2 separate regions of the Homo sapiens genome follow, and region 2 is linked to region 1. A link is a loop called in an ENCODE intact Hi-C map of the cell type or tissue named here. Cell type or tissue: K562. All regions are shown on one strand. Links, peaks and the distances in the headings refer to the core of each region. The heading gives the core; the rest is flanking DNA. Region 1 holds the start of LYPD6B (LY6/PLAUR domain containing 6B). Region 2 has its middle 25 kb from the start of MMADHC-DT.

What was found. Peaks named below come from ENCODE experiments on the same cell type or tissue, not always from the same donor. Only the 100,000 strongest peaks of a DNase experiment are listed, where the experiment ranks them.
Region 2: a loop joins it to region 1, with 6 times the contacts of the local background. A loop is called at or near these places in 11 of 110 quality-filtered maps.

Annotation. Positions count from the first base shown.
Region 1 is chr2:149,037,639-149,044,308 of GRCh38, reverse strand. LYPD6B (LY6/PLAUR domain containing 6B) reads right to left here and starts at 5,610. Exons shown (of 7, transcript NM_177964.5): 1 at 5,508-5,610. RefSeq lists enhancers at 5,118-5,177, 5,218-5,267, 6,481-6,540 and silencers at 5,348-5,507, 5,518-5,857. In K562, for the core only: a CTCF peak has its summit at 3,644 (motif pointing left); a DNase peak (open chromatin) is centred at 3,668; H3K27me3 peaks cover 1,037 bases.
Region 2 is chr2:149,558,578-149,565,247 of GRCh38, reverse strand. No RefSeq gene overlaps it. Among named protein-coding and RNA genes, the nearest start is that of MMADHC-DT, 25 kb to the left of the region's middle. In K562, for the core only: a CTCF peak has its summit at 3,767 (motif pointing right); a DNase peak (open chromatin) is centred at 3,767; H3K27me3 peaks cover 257 bases.

The DNA of each region.
Region 1 (6,670 bases), core at 766-5,765:
TGCTGATGGAAGAAATCAAAGACTTAAATAAATGGATGGTTATACCCTGCTCATGAACTAGAAAACTCAATAATGTAAAGATGTCAATTCTTCCTAAATTAATCTGTAGATTTAATACAATTCCATTCAAAATCCTAGGAGGATTTTTTTGTAGATATTGACAAACTAATTCTAGAATTCATATGGAAAGGCAAAAGAACTAAAAGAGTCATAGCAATTTTGAAAAAGAATAAAGTTGGAGGGCCTACACTATGTGCTTCCAAAATGTATTCTAAAGCCACAATAATCAAGATACTGTAGTGTTGGCATGAAGTAAGCATACAGATCAATGGAACTGAATTGAGAGTCTAGTAATAAACCCTTACATTTTAGCTAATTGATTAGTGACAAAAGCTCTAAGACAATTCAAGGGAAGAAAGGACAGTCATTTCAACAAATGGTGCTGGAACATTTGGACTCCCACATACCAAAAAGAAAATACCTTTGACTCATACTTTATCCCTTATACAAAAATTAAAGTAAAATGGATCATAGACCTAAGTGTAAAACATAAAACATGAAACTTCTAGAAGAAAATAGAAATGTTCAAGACTTTTTGGTTAGTTAGAGAATTCCTCAATACAACAATAAAAGTTGGATGTATTAAAAAATCGATAAACTGGTTTATCAAAATTAAAACTTTTGCTCTGAGAAGACATTGTTAAGGGAATAAAAATGACAAGGCAGTCGCTGGGAGAAGTAATTTACAAATTACATTTCTGACACAAGACTTATATCCAAATTATTGTACTGAACAACAAGAAAACTCAATAAAAGCAAGTAGTTAAAATTACCTCTGCAAAACACTTCAACACTTTAAAATTTTATTTGCGTTTCTGTTTTTTCCAGGCAGTAATGGGTCCAAACATAACCTCTCATCAATTTGTATCTGTAGCATATTATTTAACTTTGGAATTGGACTTTTGATCTGTTAACTTTTGGTGTACTTTATATTGACCCAAAAGAAGTTAGTTTTCTTTGAATTCAGGAGATAAATTTCATACAAGTCCTTAGTAAAGAGACCACTTTTTCTATCAAATAAAATTGATTCTTTAAACACCAAAAGAAAGTACAAGTTCCTGAGGCATCAAAATTTATTTTCTCTTCTTTTAAATAATGAACCCTGAGCATGAATCACCACATTTGTAACCACCGTATTTCTTCCTTTCCCTGCTACCAAAACTAAACAATTCTGGAACATAATGATGAAAGAAATGACCCTTATTTTCCCTTTGCTCATGTTTCTACATTTATTTCTCATGACCTGGTACCATGTTTTTGTAAGTCATTATAAATCATATTTAGGAACAATGTGAGTTATAACAAACAATCAAAGAAATTCTGCATGAAAGAAATCCTATAAAATTGAGTTATTTAACATTTAACTGTCTTTTTCCACATGAACACCTGTCCTTTTTGCCCAAAACCCTACCTGCTTAGACCATATAGCTCTGCTGGAAACAAGAGAGAATAAGCCATGATTTCCAGCACTATATCCAGTTTGTTTCTAATGACTGCACTCTTGTCTGGATCTATTTTATTTTTTATTTCTGTACTTCTCACCGCCTGACTTATTAGACAAAACATAAATAAATGTCTCCATCTAGTAGACTGTAAGCTCCAATCCCCAGCACCTAGAACAGTGTCTGGCACACAGTAGATGCTCAATAAATATTTGTGAAATAAATGACTGCCCAAGGCATTTCTCTCTACCTCATTCCCTCACATTCTTCCAGTGATCCTGGCCAGCCCATGGCAGTATTGTTGCTGAAAACAGGAAAATATGCTGCCCTCCACTTCTGCTTTCTTCCAGCATTAGTGATCATGTCTTTTTGCCAATTTCTTTGCTAACTAGATATTGAGGATAGAGGATCATGAGAAGCGGCATCCTTGGTTGCCCAATCTGATTCCAAAAGTCCAGCACCAATGTCCACCAATGTCTACCATATAAAGCAGAAACAAAGTGCAGCACTCACTTCACATTTCAGATGAAAATAGGATACATGATTTCAAAGCAGTTCATGGTAGAGGCTGGTTTCCTACTAAATGCAACTACCAAAGTTATCGCTCTTTGGACTTAGCATCAGGAGAATTGTTTACTAGTCCAGGATCTACCATTAATTGCATCTTCACCAAGTCCCAGCCTGTTAGTTTGAAGACAGTTAACAATACTGAAACAAAGTCATGATTTAGAGCAACTAAGTGTTCTCAAGAGAGGGACAGGGAGTTTCCGGGGAAGGTAGGCAGTGGGTGCCCAGCAAAATCATATGTGAGGCTTTTCAAACTACACAGGGTTTGAAACTCTTCTGAAACTCCTCCACCCCAATCCACCCCTTGAGAATTGCCACCATAGAGTGAGCCACTGTTGCTATTACTATTGGGAGTATGGAAAACTCAGAGAAGCTTTTCCAGGTTTCAGGTGTAAGCTTGTTGAGGAATTGGACCAAGATTTACTATGCTTCTTAGTGACATCCATGGAATCTAATACAGGGTAGTCCTGTCTTTACTTACTTTTCCAACCTCAGCTCCTTTCCTCCCCTCAGCCACACCCTAGGCATCTCCCATGGTATTGGACTTCTGATTACCAATCTGTGCCAGACCTTGCATCACCTGTCCCCACCTCTGGGAGACACAGTTTGTTGCCTACCTAACAGCCCAACAGGCAGTCTCACTTTCCTCCTTGCTAACAGAATTCTGATTGTGTTCAGACATGGAGCATGGATGCTCAGGTAGGTGAGCCCCTCCTACAGCTCCGGAAAATAGCTTGGGCAAAACAATCATGGGCCCCTCTTCTCCTTTGCCAATGACTGGTTTCAGGGTAAGCGTTAGACCACTTTGGCCAGTGACGCGGGGAACTTCGGGGAAAATTTGTCCTTTATTATCTAGAGAAAGATTAAGCAGCAAGCCCCGGCCTTCTTTTTTCTGCTTTGGATGTTGTCATGTGAAGGCATGATGGAGCTCTAGTCACCCTGGAAAAAGAAGATAATTTTCTAGAAGCCACCAAAGAGCTGTGGCCACTTCGAACGACCTACCTTCAGATGTTCTAAGCAAGAAAGTAGAGTAACCTAAACATATTACAACAAAAAGTGTCCCTCTGGAATCCTACCACATGGCCTAGAATTTTTCTCCTAGACCAGCCCTTCTCATTTTCTTTTTTTTTTTTTTTTTTTTGAGACGGAGTCTTGCTCTGCTGCCCAGGCTGGAGCTCATTTTCAATTCAAAGCTCAACTACAGTTTCTTTGGGGAGTCTTCACTACGTCCCCAGACAGATGAGTCCTAGACGATGTTATCCTCATATCTGTCTTTCCAACTAGACTGTGAGCTTCTCAAAAGCAAGCATTTTCGCCCTTGGCAGAGGCCCTGGCATATGTTGAGCATTTATTATATGTCGAATGAATGAATAAACAAAAAACAATGAATGAAAAGATGGACACACAGGATGCCCTCCATGCATTAGATGAAGACTTGACTGATGGAATACGGCCCTCAGGCTGTCTACATTCTACTGCAGACTACCTTTAGGCGCTGGTGAGCAAAGACAGAGATAGTAAAATGAACATGTCCTGTTTTGTCAGACTTCTCATTGGGAATTGCGCCCCCTACCGACATGCCTTGCAGCAGAGGTGGGCCAGTCTATCAATCACAGTCGGTCATGTGCCCATTCCTGTTGTGTAAACCTCTCCCTGTCTGCTGAGATGGCTTGGTTCTGTTTTGGTCCAGTATGTCAATAAGATTGCTATAAGGGGCCGGGTGCAGTGGCTCACTCCTATAATCCCAGCACTTTGGGAGGCCAAGACGGGCAGATCACTTGAGGTTAGGAGTTCGAGACCAGCCTGGCCAACATGGTGAAACCTCATCTCCACTAAAAATACAAAAATTAGTCCCACGTGGTGGCCGGCGCCTGTAACTCCAGCTACTTGGGAGGCTGAGGCAGGATAATCGCTTGGACCTGGGAGGTGGAGGTTGCATGCAGTGAGCCGAGATCACACCACTGCACTCCAGCCTGGGTGACAGAGTGAGAGTCTGTCTCAAAAGAAAAAAAAAAAAAGAGAGAGAGAGAGAGAGACAGAGAGAGACTGCTATACGGATAGAGAAGATGGGATTCTCTCTCTCCCTCTTTGTCTCTGTCTCTCTCTCTGAAGGAGCAGATAAGCCTGAAGGTGCAAGTCCTATTTATCGTCCATACTAAGAACCAGTAAACACAGAGAGAAAAACAGCTAAGATATACAAGAGAGAGAACTAGCCCTGGAACCTTGTATGAGCCTCTGGAACTAGCTATAGCTTTAAACTGAAACCCTCGACCTTTTCATTTATGTGACCCAATCAATTTCTACATAGTATAAGGCAATTTTCAAGTGACCAAAACCCAACCCAAAGAAAACAATTCTGACAAATACGATGGGTAATGATGAGGGCAGTCTGACAACACCCCCTCCATCTGCAGGGCCCGTGCACTGGCAGCCCTAATCTTGGCCTCTGTGATGCTGTCAGCAAGTAAGGCATCCTGGAGGAAGCCTAACCATGAACAAGTCAGGGTGGGAAAGAATGCCCCCACCCCACAACACACACATCACCACATCAACACAAAGGGGGAAAAATCAAGCAGTATGCTATGTACTCCATGAACATCATATAACCTAAGTCTGTTGTAATGATTATAATATTAATAATACCTATTTTACTTTAAGGGAACTGAGGCTCAGAGCAGTTCAGTAACTTGCCCAAGGTCACACAGCTAGTTACTGGAATTTAAATAGCATTCTAGACTTTTCCCACTCTCTGATCCCCTGGCCTTGGGAGGTGGACAGCACCCCTCCACCCACCAGCTCCCCCCAAACGCCACAGGGCATACAGACCTGAAGCCTCACAACCCAAGCCCCCTGGAGTCAGAGCAGCCTCCAGACCCGGCTTTTGAGAAGCCCCAGGTAACTAACCAATGTGTAAGGTAGGTTATTCAACAACAAAAGTAAAGAGCCGGGGCAAGGGAAGCGGCGGCACCCAAGCTGGTCGCGCGTGAAGCGCTGCAGGGGGAAACACTGGAGCTGGCACGCTCGCTCTTGGCCCCACGATCGGCCTTGAACCCCAGCCCCAGCTCCGCGCTCTCTCCAGCAGTTTGACCCCCAGTATCTCCTCTCCCCTCGGCTCTGCCGAAGTCACTGGCCCCGCAGGGCTCTGGACGATTAGAGACCCACACCGCTCCAGCCTTGCCCCGGCCCCCTGCTCCCGTCCCGTCCAGATGTTGGCAGCTGCTCGCCTCGAGGCAGCGACCAGACCCCGACCCCGCCACTGCGCCGCGGCCCCGCGGCCCCGCGGCCCCGCGGCCCCGCGAGCTCCTGGCTGCCCCAGCGCGCCCAGAAGGGGCGCAGCGCATCTCCCGCCGCAGTCGCGCGGCCCCGCACTCGCTCCGGCGCGGGGTGAGCCGTCCCGAACCCACCACCGCCCCCGCCTGCTGCGCTGGCCCAGCTCACCTCGCCGCCCGCGCCCACCGAGCCTCTCGGCGCCCTCACCCGGCTCCCGGCCCAGGCTCCCAGCGCACCCGCCTGGGGCCGGCGTTGGCTGCTACCGCGCGGGGCGGGGCGCGGCTCCTCCCTGCCCTGAACCACCTGGGGCGCGGGAGGGGGCCGGGCCGGGACAGGTGAGCCTCGCCCGCGAGGGAGCAGCCCCGGGCCCGGCTCCGCTGGGAAACCGCAGGGCTCCACCACGAGGTTGAAAGGAGGCCCAGGCGGGCGGCAGTGTGGTAGTGGCCAGCGCTGGGGAGGCGGCAAGGAGCCTGTTCCCACCCAGCCAGCCCGGCTCAGGAAGTGAAAGAAGCACGGGATTCGGACCCCACCCAGCTTAAAGAGGGGAGGGTCCAACCCCTTTCTTCCTAGAAAACCAATGTAGAAACGAGGAGTGCAGACCCTCGGGAGTGAAAATGATTGGGCCAAGGGTGCAGGTGAGTTAGTTCAGGATTGGAAGAACTCTGAAAGACCTTTTTTGACCATTCCATCCAACCCCGTCCCCACCTTGCCCACCCGTCAAGTGATTCCCTCCCCCTTTTTAAATAATGACATTAAGCTATAAATAAGATAATTTCATATAGTGACGTCCTCCCCACCCCTGGACGGTAAGCCCCAGGAGAGGCAGGAACCTTACCCGTCCACTACTGAATCACCAGAGCTTTGAAAACTCAGGGCATTTAATACCTGATGAACAGACTAGGTGGCGCCCAGTCTTTTGCGTCCAGCGTTAGACTGGTCCCCTCGGCCCAGAGCTGCTCCAGCATCATTCCAAGCTTACTAGGGAGAATCCAGAGGCAAGCTGTTAGATTCCGGGCCACCTGTCCTCTCTCTACTGCTTACTCCCCACCCACTGCCAGCCAGGCAGCTGGGATGTGGGAGGTCTACACTCCCAGGGCACCTTATAGTGGTCAAGCAAATCTTTAACTTCTGAAGATGCCACAGACAGGAGAACTCTGAAATAAAACACTGTCCGGCCAGCCTTGCACTGTGGAAACACAGCTCAGAGTATGGGCCACTGACCCAAGATTCCATGGCTGGTAGCAAAGCTGATCCTGGGTCTGCATTTCTAAAGACAGTTGGCTGGTCTGGGGCCTTTGAGGGGCTGCTGGTTATGCCTGCAGTGGGGAAAC
Region 2 (6,670 bases), core at 657-5,656, 520 kb before region 1:
AAGTTATAGATGTAGAACAACCTAAAATTCTGTTGATGGGAATGTAAAGTGGTATAAATACTTTGGAAAACTGACAGTTCTAAGGCTCAATGTGCCCTAGGACCTGGCACTTTCACTCTGAGGTATAGACCAACCGGAAATGCATATATGTGTGTGTGTGTGTGTTTATGTATGTATATATTCACCAAAAGATGTTTACTCATGTAAAAGTCTATACCGGTGCTAAATAACCAAAAGTAAGAAACTACTCAAATGCACACTAGAATTATTTTTGTCAATTCAGTTGTGTCACATTCACGTAATGGGATACTATATAATAATGAGAATAAATGCTTTATAACTAGCAACAAAATGGATGAAAGTAATAAACAATATACCAAAGAAGCCAGACGCAGTAGTACATCCTATGTAATTCTATTAATATGAAATACAAAAACACAACTATGCTGCTACAAGTCAGGATAGTGCTTACCCTTGGGAAAGGAAGAATTGACTGGAAGAAAGGACAAAAAGGATTCTGGAATGTTGGTAATGTTTTGTGTTCTGTTATGTTTTTCTGAATTTGAGTATTGACCACATGATGAATTCAGTTGTACAAACTTAGGTGCACTTTTTTGTATGTGTAGTATACTCCAATAAAGTTTTTAAAAATACAATCAAATCCACTCTTAAAATAGTGGGAGAACCTATTCAAAAATAAATGATGCCAGCAAAGGGCCCTTAAACTGAGTCCAGTTTTTAAAAAGGAACTAAAATTTATAGGTAAAGGAAATTTTGAAGCAAAATTATTTTCTTTTTAAACGTTTAGCTAGAGTTTTAATTATACATTAATGCTTACATTATATAAAACAAGTTTTCAAAGCATTTTATTTTTCTTACTGTTATTAGACATGGTTTACATTATTTATAGCATGATCATTTTTGCCAAGAGCTTTTAAGAGTTTTCCCAGAACCTCTTAATCCTTGGATAGTTAAATCATGCTTAGGGTTTCTAACATTGAGTCATCCATGTAGATTTCCTCTCAATCAATCTAACAGTTCTTTCACTGTTTCAGTTATTTCATGAAATGTTGCATTTTGGGCACAGTGTATTTATATGAAATGGCATAGTCACTAACTTTGTTTCCTTTAAATGAAAATAGACTAAACAGGTAGGGTTGCAATGCTATAATCTGCTTTGATCTCGTTCTATATAAAAATAGAGTCTCTAATTGCTTTAATTTTATGTAGATAGGATTATATTTAAGTTACAACTTCTTACATCTCCTAGTATAAAGATTTTGTGTCATTAAATTGCCACTCTATTTAAAATGAGTGGCAATTCAGTAGTACAAAAATAGGTATTAAACTTTTTAAACACTGGTTTGTACTCATAGCTTATGTTGTAGCTGTATATGCCATTTTGCTACAAATTTAATTTTTAGTAGTTTTTAAATAGTTTAAAGTCATCCTTGTCACAGACTTCACGAACAAGTGCCTGCCAGGAAGTCCAGTTTTGTTACAGGAAGAATGGTTGAGCACAGTTCCTGTCACATAGATGTTCAGTAATAGATGTGAATTAGATGCTGATCAACTTAATGATGATTCAGAAGAGTAAATCTAGATTTGTTGAGGTCAAACTGGAGCTTTGTCATGTATCCGCTTTAATCCAAAAACCTGGTGTAGAGATCTTTAATTGAAGTCATGCACCATATAACAACGTTTCTGTCAAGGTTGGACCACAAATATGATAGTAGTCCTATTTTTACTGTACTTTTCTATGTTTAGATACACAAAAACATTGTGTTACAGTTGCCTACAGTATTCAGTACAGTAACATGCTGTACAGGTTTTTAGCCTAGGAGCAATAGCCTATACTATTAGAACCCAGGTGTATAGTAGGTTATACAATCCAGGTTTTGTACACTCTTGATATTCACACAATGATGAAGTCTCCTAACTACCCATTTCTCAGAACATATCCCCGTAGTTAAGATATGCATGACCATAGTTTCAGACTAGTTTAACCTGTTTTACAATTGTAGCACTATTTTATCAGCACAATTGTGATAGTATATTTAATGAAATACACTGCCTGTCTCCCAAATATTGAATAGTACATATACTAAAAAAAAATTTGTATCTGAAATTCAAATTTATCTTAGTGTCTTCCTTTTTATATTTGCTGAATCTGGTGACTGTGTGAATGACAACATTGCTATCAAATGACAGTTATTTTTAATGGTAAAATTGTAGAGGGACTCAAAATTAAAAAAAATACTAAAGCCAAAAAGAGTACAAGCTTTGAGCACCCTAGAAAAGCAGCACTTCCCGGGTTAAATAGTGCCTCCATGGCTCATCAGTTTATAATTTCAGGTTGTTGCCTTTGAAGGTTCATGGTTACTGTTCATTAATTGCTATTTTATCTCTCCTGTTTGTTTTAAATTTGTGACTAAGATCTTCGACATTGAAATCAACAACAATTTTATAAGAATTTTATTTTTCACATCCCTTTTTGATTGCAGAAGGACATGAGGTCTATTCCTTGTTTGCTTACAGTGAATGTGACTTCATTTACCCTTGTTTAAAGTTATTTTAAATAATATGAACTCAATTTTCAGTGTCACACAATGTTGTCAGTTGCTGGATTTGTGCCCATTCAAACTGAGTTAAGTCACCAGTGGTCACAGAGGAGACTTTCTTCTGGTACTAAGTAAACAAGCTGAGAAAGAGAAAGGGAAACTATGTTTATGGCCGTGTAACTAAGTTACAGTAATAAGATTTGTCCTGTACGAAGCCTGGATGAGTTAAAATACCTTCTGAGTCAAGTGGTCACTCATGGGAAATAACTCTCCTGGGACACTGGAGCATGAATTAGTGATCTGAAGAGGCAATTAATCTCAAATGAATGAGCACTTGGCTTCTAGATTGCTCTCTATTTATGTTACAGTTTTTTTAGAATAAATGTAGGTTAACCTACAGTGTAGTTTTATGTAGATTAGCCAAAAGTCCATGTTAATTCAAGACAGTGTCTCTAAGAAGCAAAAAATATTTTAGCATATTGAAAAAAAAAACCTGCAAGTTGGTCATGGAATCTAAAATAGAGATACAACTAATATTCCTCTCAACAAATTAGGAGAGTCACAATAAAGCAAAAAAGAAGCAGTTTATTCTTTAGGGCTACCAGAACTCGTGGCCTGCTTCTTAAATTAATTCTGGCTTTCATTTTAAAGTGACATTTATTTTCATGGGCAAGTTAAAGACTCTGTAGAAGCCTACTATGAGAACCCCTTTTCTGATACTGTATTATGAAGGATAACTGAAAATCACTGAGATTAACTAATTCCATAAGTTGTATGAAAAAACTATTACAGTCATTTCCAATACTAGATCCCCAGTGTTGTAGGTACTGTTTAGTCCCAACCAGCAGAAAGAGCTATTGTAAGTCCAGGATTGCCTTTAGCTATTAGCTTTTCCAGTATGCCCCTCCATTTCAGAGTGAAAAATAACCTAATGCTACAATGAGTGTCCTTTTCATGAGCATATATATGTATTTCTTATTCATACATACACACACACACCCCCCTTGTGGACAAACCTTCTAACAACAAAATAGCTATATATTTGAGATATGTTATCTAATTTAAAATATTGCATTAAAATTTATTCACAAATGTGACTGTCTCAAATGGATAAGAACCTCTAATTTTGCACTTAGGATTTTGCCAACTTTATTGAACATCCTCTATATTTAAAAAGATAGGCTGCAGTGATACATTTGGCCAATAGGTGGCACCATTTAATTACCTTGAAATTCCTCAAATTTGAGGCTTGTAGTTTGGCCAAGAAAAAAAAAATTACCTTATCAATTCTGCATGTTTGAAATGTAAACCATTTAGAAAGAAAAGTTCCTGTACATTGATAATTACTTCATTGTTTTGACTTTTTAGAAACTAGCATTTTTTTCTAGTGCTATTTCCTAGATGCCATTACTTGAGCTATGAAATAGAAAATGAATGCCTGATGCAGGGTCATGTTGTTCAATCATTATACATGTAATTTTTATCATTTTTAAAATTGTGAGTTTCTAGAAAAGTATCAATCTGTGTCACAATACAATCTAGTGTCTTGAATCAGAAGAAAGATAAGGGAGCACTCCTAGGCACTTAGGGAAATAAGGCAAGAGGCAGCAAAAAGACCTGGTGTGAGATGGTCAAATTCTTTCTCACCAGCACGCAGTCAAGAAATCCTGGAATTGGGAGTACTGTGTTTAGTCAAAAGATCCGACATGATCTGAGATTTAAAATTAATTTTTAGTTGTTAAGCAATTATTTAGTGCCTCCATTCCTGCCAAAAAAAAAAAAAAAGCGGGGGGGGAGTGTGGCTCTGACATGAAAGCAAAAAATTAGTAAGGGTAAACTATTGAACTTTAGAAGTGTAGTAATGTATTATGGTGTTACAGAGTCATTAAAAACATACTATGTGAAATGCAGAGAAACTGCATGAAAAAATGAACCAATTCAATTTTGTCATGTTACTATGCAGTATTTAGAACAGACCATGGCAAAATCCAAAGTGTCTTGTGAATAGTAAAAGAAAACTCAAGATTTATAATTATTTTAATATTAAGAAATTATATTCTAATTATTTGAAAAGTTATGTGGGAATAGACACATTGAACTTCAAGGTCAAAGTAAGTAAGTAACATAACTTCACACAAATAATAGCCTTGTAGACAAGAAAAATAAAAGAGTATAAAAATATTGATTTGGGAGGTCTTAAAAATTGTCTAGTCCTGCCCTTTATTTCTTGGATGAGAAAACTCAAGCCTTGAAAAGTTTAATGATTTGCCCAAGGTTAGAATTGGCAAATCTAGAATACAGCTTTTCTGGGTCTTAGTCCATGAACTACTTCTTGTCTAATTGGCAATTTCTGATAATTCAGGTAAGTGACTTTAACATTTTATTTTTTATGAAAAAAATTTTTAATTACAGTATAGACTTTTATAATTCCATCAATTTGCATTACATGGTAATGTATTTGCAATGCAGTCTTAATTAGGAAGCTTCTCCACTCTGAAAAGGGAAACTCATTGTACTCTTTATTTGAGCAGCTCTGCTCCATTTATTGTATCGGTGATTATATAAATGGCAAGAAGTTCTGGCTAGTGGTAGTGCCAGGACTAATAAAGAAAGGTCTTTTGATATGATAAAATACTATATTTGCTCATTAATATTTAGGTTTCATAGTTATACACTTACGGGTATAAGAAAGCACCTTTATTATTGAAATTTCTTCAGAAACAATAATGGTATGCATTTAAAATTCCTGTTTGGTCTATTAATTTTTTTTTATCATGCAAGATTTCCTAGGAATGCATCTGTCACATAGCAGCATAGATACTTGAGATGATGGGGCTATTAATTTGATCTTGAACAATTATGTCAGGCATTCTGTTGTACACAATGCCTTCTACTTATTAAAATAGATTACAGCAAGCCCTTTGCTACTTCTATCATTGCCTGCCATCGCTGTATGGTTTTAATGTACCTGTCCCTCCAAAATTCATAGGTGGGAACTCAAACACCAAGTTGGTAATATTAAGAGGTGGAGCCTTTGGGAGAGTGATTAAGTTATGAGGACTCTGCCTTGTGAATGGGATTAATGCCCTTTTCAGAGAGCGCCTTGACCCTTCTACCCTTCCCTCCCTTTGCCATGTGAGGACACTGTTCATCCCTGCAGACGGTGCAGCAACAAAGCACCATCTTGGAAGCAGAGAAAGAGCCCTTACCACACACCCCATCTGCCAGCACCCTGAACAGTGAGAAATTTCTATTACAGTTCAAGAGGGGGATTAGGGGTGCCGACCACCCCAACCCCAGGCTGAGTCAAAAATCCACATATAACTTTTGACTCCCCAGAAACTGAACTACTGACAGCCTACTGTTGACTGGAAGCCTTGTTGGCAACATGAGTAGTTAACATATTTTGTATGTTAAATGTATTACATTCTGAATTTTTTTTTTCCTTGGGCTGGAGTGCAGTGGCGCGATCTCAGCTCACTGCAAGCTCCGCCTCCTGGGTTCACGCCATTCTCCTGCCTCAGCCTCCTGGGTTCACGCCATTCTCCTGCCTCAGCCTCCTGAGGAGCTCGGACTACAGGCACTTGCCACCACGCCCGGCTACTTTTTGTATTTTTAGTAGAGACGGGGTTTCACCATGTTAGCCAGGATAGTCTCGATCTCCTGACCTCGTGATCCGCCGCCTAGGCCTCCCAAAGTGCTGGGAAATAAACTAGAGAAAAGAAAATGTTAAAAAAAAAATCATGAAGAAGAGAAAATATATTTACTCTTTATTAAGTGGAAGGGGCTCCTCATGAAGGTCTTCATCCTCATTGTCTTCATGTTGAGAAGGCTGAGGAGGAGGAGGTAGAGGAGGGATTGTTCTTGCTGTCTCAGGGGTGGCAGAGGCAGAAGGAAATCTGAATATGAGTGGACCCGGGCAGTTCAAACCCAAATTGTTCAAGTTTACCTCTAACTATAAATTACCCAGTTTGTGGTATTCTGTCAAACCAGCCCAAACGGACTAACACGGTATAAAAATAATTAAATCATTTAAAATTTTATGATTCACAGAGGTTTTCTCAAACTCTACACCTTTCCTTTGCTTTTTACTTAATCATATCCAATAT